Regions from separate parts of the Homo sapiens genome. Here regions 2 and 3 are each linked to region 1. Evidence: read pairs that join two places in POLR2A ChIA-PET (ENCODE). Cell type or tissue: A673. All regions are shown on one strand. Region 1 overlaps GAP43 (growth associated protein 43). Region 2 has its middle 230 kb from the start of ZBTB20. Region 3 has its middle 84 kb from the start of GAP43.

Evidence for each region. Peaks named below come from ENCODE experiments on the same cell type or tissue, not always from the same donor. Only the 100,000 strongest peaks of a DNase experiment are listed, where the experiment ranks them.
Region 2: POLR2A ChIA-PET joins it to region 1 with 7 read pairs; 2 of 35 experiments call an interaction of 5 or more read pairs at or near these places.
Region 3: POLR2A ChIA-PET joins it to region 1 with 6 read pairs; 2 of 35 experiments call an interaction of 5 or more read pairs at or near these places.

What each region holds. Positions count from the first base shown.
Region 1 is chr3:115,625,775-115,628,274 of GRCh38, forward strand. All of the region lies in intron 1 of GAP43 (growth associated protein 43), which reads left to right. Among named protein-coding and RNA genes, the nearest start is that of GAP43, 3.5 kb to the left of the region's middle. In A673, a CTCF peak has its summit at 581; DNase peaks (open chromatin) are centred at 557, 1,177 and 1,537.
Region 2 is chr3:115,377,461-115,379,960 of GRCh38, forward strand. No RefSeq gene overlaps it. Among named protein-coding and RNA genes, the nearest start is that of ZBTB20, 230 kb to the left of the region's middle. In A673, no CTCF peak of the experiment used is centred here; no DNase peak of the experiment used is centred here.
Region 3 is chr3:115,537,931-115,540,430 of GRCh38, forward strand. No RefSeq gene overlaps it. Among named protein-coding and RNA genes, the nearest start is that of GAP43, 84 kb to the right of the region's middle. In A673, no CTCF peak of the experiment used is centred here; no DNase peak of the experiment used is centred here.

The DNA.
Region 1 (2,500 bases):
AGCTGAAATTGTGTTTAGAGTTGTAGAAATTCGCATGTAAATGTATACAGCATCCACATACTTCATATGCTACAGTTGCATGTGTAAGTGGTTTCCACATGCCTCTCTGTGTTTTAGCATCATTTATATTCAAGAGAAAATTAAAGGTATAGAAATTGTCCTACTTTGCTCATGCATTTTATAAATGTGTACTTCTGTGTGAAATGGTCATGTCTCTTATAAACCACTGTTGTGTATCATTCACATTAGCCAGTATTTAGGATACCATTCAATCAGACTAAAGGAAATGGTGTATTCAGGGCGTGGGCTCACACTACACTGACTGGCATTTATGTAGCATGAGTACTTAAGTCTCACGCAGGTTGCCTGCTTGTGGATGAAATTCTGTATCATTTATGACAAAATCCAGTGGTGCCCATCCTTCTGCTGGCATCTATTCATCATCGTAGTACTTAACAGGGAATAAAACAAGGGCAAAAACCTGCAAAGGTCTAAGCTCTGCCACACCCATAAAATCCAGCAGAAACGTGGGAGGGGGGCTGAAGGGCTTGCACTTCCTTCCTCTTCCACTTGAGCGGCATAAAGAAGCAACCTTGGATTTCTAAGTTGGAATACATTGCCAGTGGGTGAGAAGAAAGCATAAATGATCTCTATTAGCCATTAGTTATCACTATAGATTATTATAGCAGGAAGAAGAGAATGAGAGTGGGGTAGAGATGAGAATATGGTAAAGGAGTGGGCAAAGGAGGAATAAAATAAAATAATCCCTAATATTGTATTGCCTTATGATTTTCAAATATCTTGGGGCTTACTTTAAATAGCTTAATTGCCATGTGTATTGCAGATGATTAAAAACTTGGCAAGGTGTGATTTATGTCTACAAAGCAAGAAAACTATGAGGTGTTTCTTTTGTTGAAAAATAATGACTTTAGTTTGTAATTGAAGTGTAAAGAATTTCATGCAAGCAAGTAGTCCCTCTACTCCCCAGCCCCCCATCCATGCCAATATCTGCTTTTTTCCTCATGCAACAAATAAATCTTATCTCTGAGAGTGTGATCTGTGGTTTAAAATTCCGACCTCTCTGCCTTTCCTTGCAGTGTTGGGAAGGTGTGGAAGGATGCTGCCTTGCTGCTTGGTGCAGGCGATTCTTCCTAGTGATAAATTGGATTCCTCCCAAATCTCTCTGAGCCACACCCAGTGTCACTCAGGGACTTAGTGAATTAATTAAGCTGAGCCATTTTACTTAATATAATTGAAGCTTCTCGTTCTTTTTTTTTTTTTTAATAGTGATTTTCACCACAGGTTTCCAAATTTAAACAGAAAAAATATTTGAAGGGCATTTTCTTTCTTTTTTCTTTCTTTTTTTTTTTTTTTTGCCAAATTATCTGGACTTGCAGAGAACCTTAGAAAATTCATGGTGAGTCTAGAAAGTGTTCATTTCTGGTGACTCTATAATTCCTTCTAACCCATGCCAGGGCGCATACACAATGAGCCCTGATCTCTCCTGCTGACAGAGTCTGTGTAACTCTCTTCCCCACCCCCTCCCCTACCAACCCATGCTGAGGCAACTGGAATAAGAAAATGCAGAGTTAATTTTCTTTCTTGCTGAGCTGGCAAAACTACAGAAACCTCCTTTGATGTTTCAAGCTAAAGGGCAGTACTCCTGTTCACCGAGAGGGAGAGTGGCTTGGGGTCTCCTTTGCCTCTGTCATAGTGAAATTGCCAGTGTTATTCCTGGGGCTGAATTAATCCACAGACTTCAGAATTTTACCTGGCCCCATAAGGAAGGGTACTGGTGTTCTTTCAGGCAAGAATAGAGCATATATATTAACCAATCGTATTGATAAAGTAAGACAAGTCTTCCTCTATTAATAGTTCAAAGAATGCACATAACCAGGTCATCTCAAGAGAAGGTATAGCAGCATTTAACTATTCACTTCCCTATTAGTATTAATAAAGGCATTAGGGCAACCAAGCAGTGGCTGTTGCAAACCAAAGAAGTGATTTCATACAGGAATTCTCCCTTTTCAATTTGTGAAGTGTGGTCAGGTGGCTTTTGTACCTTTGTAATTAAATCTTCATAACATTTTCAGAAGTGTTGGGAAGAATATTATACTGTGAGTCCTTAGTGGAGGCCACTTACTGACTGTGAGCTTTAATAAACCACATCACCTTGGGTTTCAGTTTCCTTCTGTAGAATGAAGAGTAAAAACCAAAAACCAGACACAAATGAACACTTTGCTTACCTTAAGGATTTTTGTAGGGCTTAAACATACTTGATGTGAAAATAAAGATCAATATAAGAAATTTTTATTCTCCCCAAGTTTTGCAATTTGAGGCTTGTCTTAGAGGCCCCAGTTTTGCAGGATGATCTAGTGCCTGCTGTGTCTACCTTTCCCTGTTAGAGATGAGTTCCTTCTAGTCTTAGTTGAGCCTTCTGCTTGTGCTCTTGCTCCTCCCCCCGTGTTTTCCCCAGAGCCCCAGTCCCTCATGCCCTGCT
Region 2 (2,500 bases), 250 kb before region 1:
CTGGGGAAGTTCCCATGATCTAGAAGTTGGTTATTATGATTTAGTGCACATTCTCTTAATTGCTATCGCTATTTTTCAAATCAGTCTCCTGGAGATGTGGGAGCATAACACCAATTTTACAGTTTAGCTTAAAGCTAAACTCTATTTACTTTAGAAACATGTTTATGAGTGCCTACCCATAAACTGAAGAATACATGTAAGAAATTATGTTGAAAGGAGACAGAGAATAAAGCAGGAAAGGAATACTTACTGAGCATCTACTATGTATCAGACATTGTACTAGGTTTTTTTTTTAAGAAAAAAACTTAATTTTGAGATAATTGTAGGTTCACATGCAATTGTAGGAGAAAAATGCAGAGAGATCCCATGTACCTTTTACCCAGTTTTTTTTTTAACCCCAGTGGTAACATCCTATAAAGATATAGTATAATACGAAAAACTTGCTTACTTTAGAAGTCCAATTCTATCCCATTTTAAATAGAAAAATTTGAGGACAGAGTTTAAAATAATGCTGAATTTTACCTAGTAAAATAAATCAAAGGTAAAATTGAATTGAAAATTTAAAATCAAATTTTAGCTACTCACACAAAGCAAGGGATATCTGTGGAAAATAATGTATAAAAAGTAATATTGGTAATTGATATGGTTTGTCTGTGTCCCCACCCAAATCTCATCTTGAATTTCCACATGTTGTGGGAGGGACCCAGTGGGAGGTAATTAAATCACGGGGGCAGGTCTTTCCCATGCTATTCTCATGATAATTAATAAGTCTTAGGAGATCTGATGGTTTTAGAAAGGGGATGTTCCCTGGATGAGCTCTTTTCTCTTGTCTGCCACCATGTGAGACATGCCTTTTACCTTCTGCCATGATTGTGAGGACTCCCCGGCCATGTGGAACTCTGAGTTCAGTACATCTCTTTCTTTTGTGAATTGCCCAGTCTTGTATATGTCTTTATCAGCAGTGTGAAAATGGACTAATACAGTAATAAATGTGAGTGACCAATAAGATCCTAAAGAAAGAAGATAATTTTGAAAGAGTTAAAAAAATTAGAGAGCTTAGTTCCTAGTAGCTATCAAAAGATTATGTATCCAAAATAATAAAAGAGTTTGGTATCAGTGAAGAATACCAAGATAGATCAGTAGAAGACAATATAAAGTCCGGAAATGGAGTCAAATAGATGTATGTGTTTTTAGTCTTTTATAAAAGGGAAATTCAAAATTAGTGGGAAGTGATAGCATATTCAAAAGTGATGAGGACAATTTGATCAGGGAAAAAAAATTGACATCCTACACTTATTACGTATATCAAAATAAATTTGCAGATGAAACCCAATTATTGGAGGAAAAAAGGAACTATAGTTGTGAATAAGATAAGGGCTTACTTAGAAAATACTATGAGTATCTGGGTGATAGGATCATTTGTACCACAAACCTCATCATTATGCAATATAACCAGGTAACAAACTTTCACATGTACCCCACCACCAAGCTAAAATAATAGTTGAAATAAAAAAAAAAATCCTTAGAGCTGAGAACTTCATAATCATGACACAAAACCCAGAAGCTTTATTGGGAAAGATGGATAAATTTGACTACATGCAAATTAAAACTATTAAATAGGAAAATGCTATTAAATTATTTTAAATCAAAACCACAAATAGAGGCACATACTTACAAAATGTGTGAAAGAGAGTTCATTTCCTTCAGCAAATCAATAAAAAAAGACCAAATGCCTGGTAGTAAAATGGTGAAGAATACCAACAGGAAGTTTGTAGATAAATACAAGTGGTGAGTAAAGATATAAAATTATTCTGAACCTACTTGTAATTAGGCAATTACAATATAAAATTTTTAATGAAGTGCCAATTTTCTTTGATCAGATTGTCATAGATTAAAAATTAGGTATTGAGCATATTGGATCAAGAAAAACAAGCACTCGCTCTTGCATGAAGATACATTTTTTTTAAAACTTATTTTAAATTTAGTGGCACAAGTGCAGGTTTGTTACATAGGTAAACTTATGTCATGGGGGTTTGTTGTGCAGATTATTTCATCACCCAGGTATTAAGCCTAGTACCCATTAGTTATTTTTTCCTGATCTTCTCCTTTCTCCCACCCTCTAACCTCCACTAGGCCCCAATTTGTGTTGTTCTCTCTATGTGTCCATGTGTTCTCATCATTTTGCTCCCACTTATAAGTGAGAACATGTGGTATTTGGTTGCCTGTTCCTGTGTTTGTTGGCTAAGGAAAAATGGCCTCCAGCTACATCCATGTCCCTGCAAAGAATATTATCTCATTCTTTTTTATGGTTGTATAGTATTCCATGGTGTCTATGTGCCACATTTTCTTTATCCAGTCTATCATTGATGGGCATTTATGTTGATTCCATGTCTTTGCTATTGTGAATAGTGCTGCAATGAACATATGCATGCAAAAGAATACTTATACTTTGTTGGTGGAAGTGTAAATTAGTTTAGCCAATGTGGAAGATAGTGTGGTG
Region 3 (2,500 bases), 88 kb before region 1:
AAGTAAAGACCTTGCTCAGCACAGTTCCAGGTACATAGTAAGGATTTAATACAACCTTACTGTTTTAGATTTTATTTCTTTTTCGATCTGTCATGACCCTACCTCTCTCCTGCTCCAATAGTCACACTTACATAAAATCATAGAACTTTAAAATAAAAAATATTACTAGAAGTCAACTATTGACCCACTTGTTTTTTAGAAGAATAAATTGAAACTGGATTTATTGTGACGTGTGTTAGATGAATCTGCTTCTTAGGGGCAGAGCCAAGGGTAGACCACTTTCTACTATATCATACTGACTTTGAATAAGAAGTGTATTCTTTGGTCTGCATATTTATTAAGTACTATTATCTGCATAGCACTAGGCTAAGCACTGGGGATCAAAAACAAAAAATGATAATATATATCATTGAGAAGAACTCTCAGGGGAGGTGGGGATGGGGACAGAGGGGTAAATCCATGAAACTGCAGTAAGTTACAGTGGCGAATACAGAGCTCTGCAAAGGAAGCTGCAAGACCATTTGACTCCTTCAGAAAGTCAATGTTTTAACAAATCTTCTTTTTCATAGATCCCAGGAATTCTGTGAAAAGCCACTTACAATCATGGTTTTCAAGCAAAATACCCATCACCACCCAGGTAGTCAGTCCCTACCTGTGTGTGTGTCAGTTAGGACTGGACTCAGTACTTCCGCATCATATCCTCTCTTATCAGAGGTGTTTGGGTTGGAGATTACCAATATTTTTCTATTACCTCTTCTGTTTCAGCCTAAATATGTTTTTTATTTTGAGAGAGGAAACAGATTAAACTGTGGCTTTAGAGCACAGATCCATTTGGGTTCAATCCAACAAGCAAACATGTTGTTTGACTTGGTAGGAATCATGCTGCATTTATCTACTTATCTCTATCAAAATCTCTTACTTCCCAGGGTTATTGTGGGAAAGATTTTGCCCAAATTATACATGATACTTGTAATTATAAAATATTTTACACTAAAAATGTTAATTGCTTATGTCAGTTTATTCTGTTTGATTTAATTATGGTATTTGCAAATATACCAAGAAGGAAAGTAATGAAATAGTATTTGAAGAAACTTTAGGGTCTCTTCTGTGTCTGGATGAATATATTTAATCTGTCTGCAGGTAGATTAAGAGATTGTTTTTAACAAAGATTTGAAATTTGTGTTCAACATAGTTGCAGCTTAATTTTGAGGCAAGAAGTGTTCGTATTTTTTGGAAGTCCTCAGGATTATGAACAATACTGATTTGGTGGAGCTATCATCCTGAATCTTATGTAAATTGCTGAACTCACATTATTCATTTATTCATACATTCATTCAAAAGCAGTACATTGAGTTCTTATATGTCAATGACCAGGCCAGGTACCAAAGATACATGGTTGAATAAACACCTTGTCTAGCACTCACTTAAAAAGTGAATTAATAAATGCCAGGTACCAAAGATACATGGTTGAATAAACACCTTGTCTAGCACTCACTTAAAAAGTGAATTAATAAATGCATCTATGAATATCTATCTATCTCTGTCCCACAGAAGCCCTCACACTCTAATAAAGGAGGCAAAATTATGCATAGCTAACTATAATACAATATTTAAAAGGCAATAACAGAATGATGTTCAAAGTGCCATGGAAGAAGGCACATATTAATTCTGCCTAGCAGCAGTGTCAGGAAATGCTTCCTACCAGTGATGCTTAACTAGCATATCAAAGAACTACCCAACTCAAACCCCAAAATCAATGTAAAAATTCCATCATATACTGACTAATTTTATTTCAATATTTTAAAAATCTTGGCTTACTTATAGCATTATGGTTAAAATCCAAGAGTCACAAACTGGTACATGCGAAAGGTTTTTATCCCAAATTTATCACCTAGCTATCCATCATTCCCTTAGCTTGGAGAATCCAGTGTAATCAGCATCCAAGGATACTTTACACATAGACAAACAAATACGTATAGAGAGTCTGTGTGTACACTTCCAGTTACATCCACATGCATGTATACACTGACAATTATCCTCCTTTTTTCCCATAAGTAGTAGTACAGGTATAGCTTAGAGATATAATAGGTTTGGTTCCATGAGTTTGGATCACTGCAACAAAGCAAATAAAGAGACTCCTGTGAAGTTTTTGGTTTTCAAGTGCATTTAAAAGTTATGTTTACACTATAATGAAGTCTATTAAGTATGTAAAGTACTATGTCTCAAAAAATATATATACCTTATTTAATAATACTGCCAAAAATGCTTGCATTCATCTGAACCTTCAGCAAAACATAATCTTTTTGCTGATAGAGGGTCTTGTCTTGATGTTGATGGTTGCTGACTGATCAGGGTGGTGGTGGCTGAAGGTTTGATAAGAATAAAGGATAAAGTTTGTTACACCAATTGCCTCTTCCTTTCATTAAATATTTCTCTGTAGCATGCAATGCCGTTTGGTAGCATTCTGCTCACAGAATTTCTTTCAAATTTGGTTCAAATT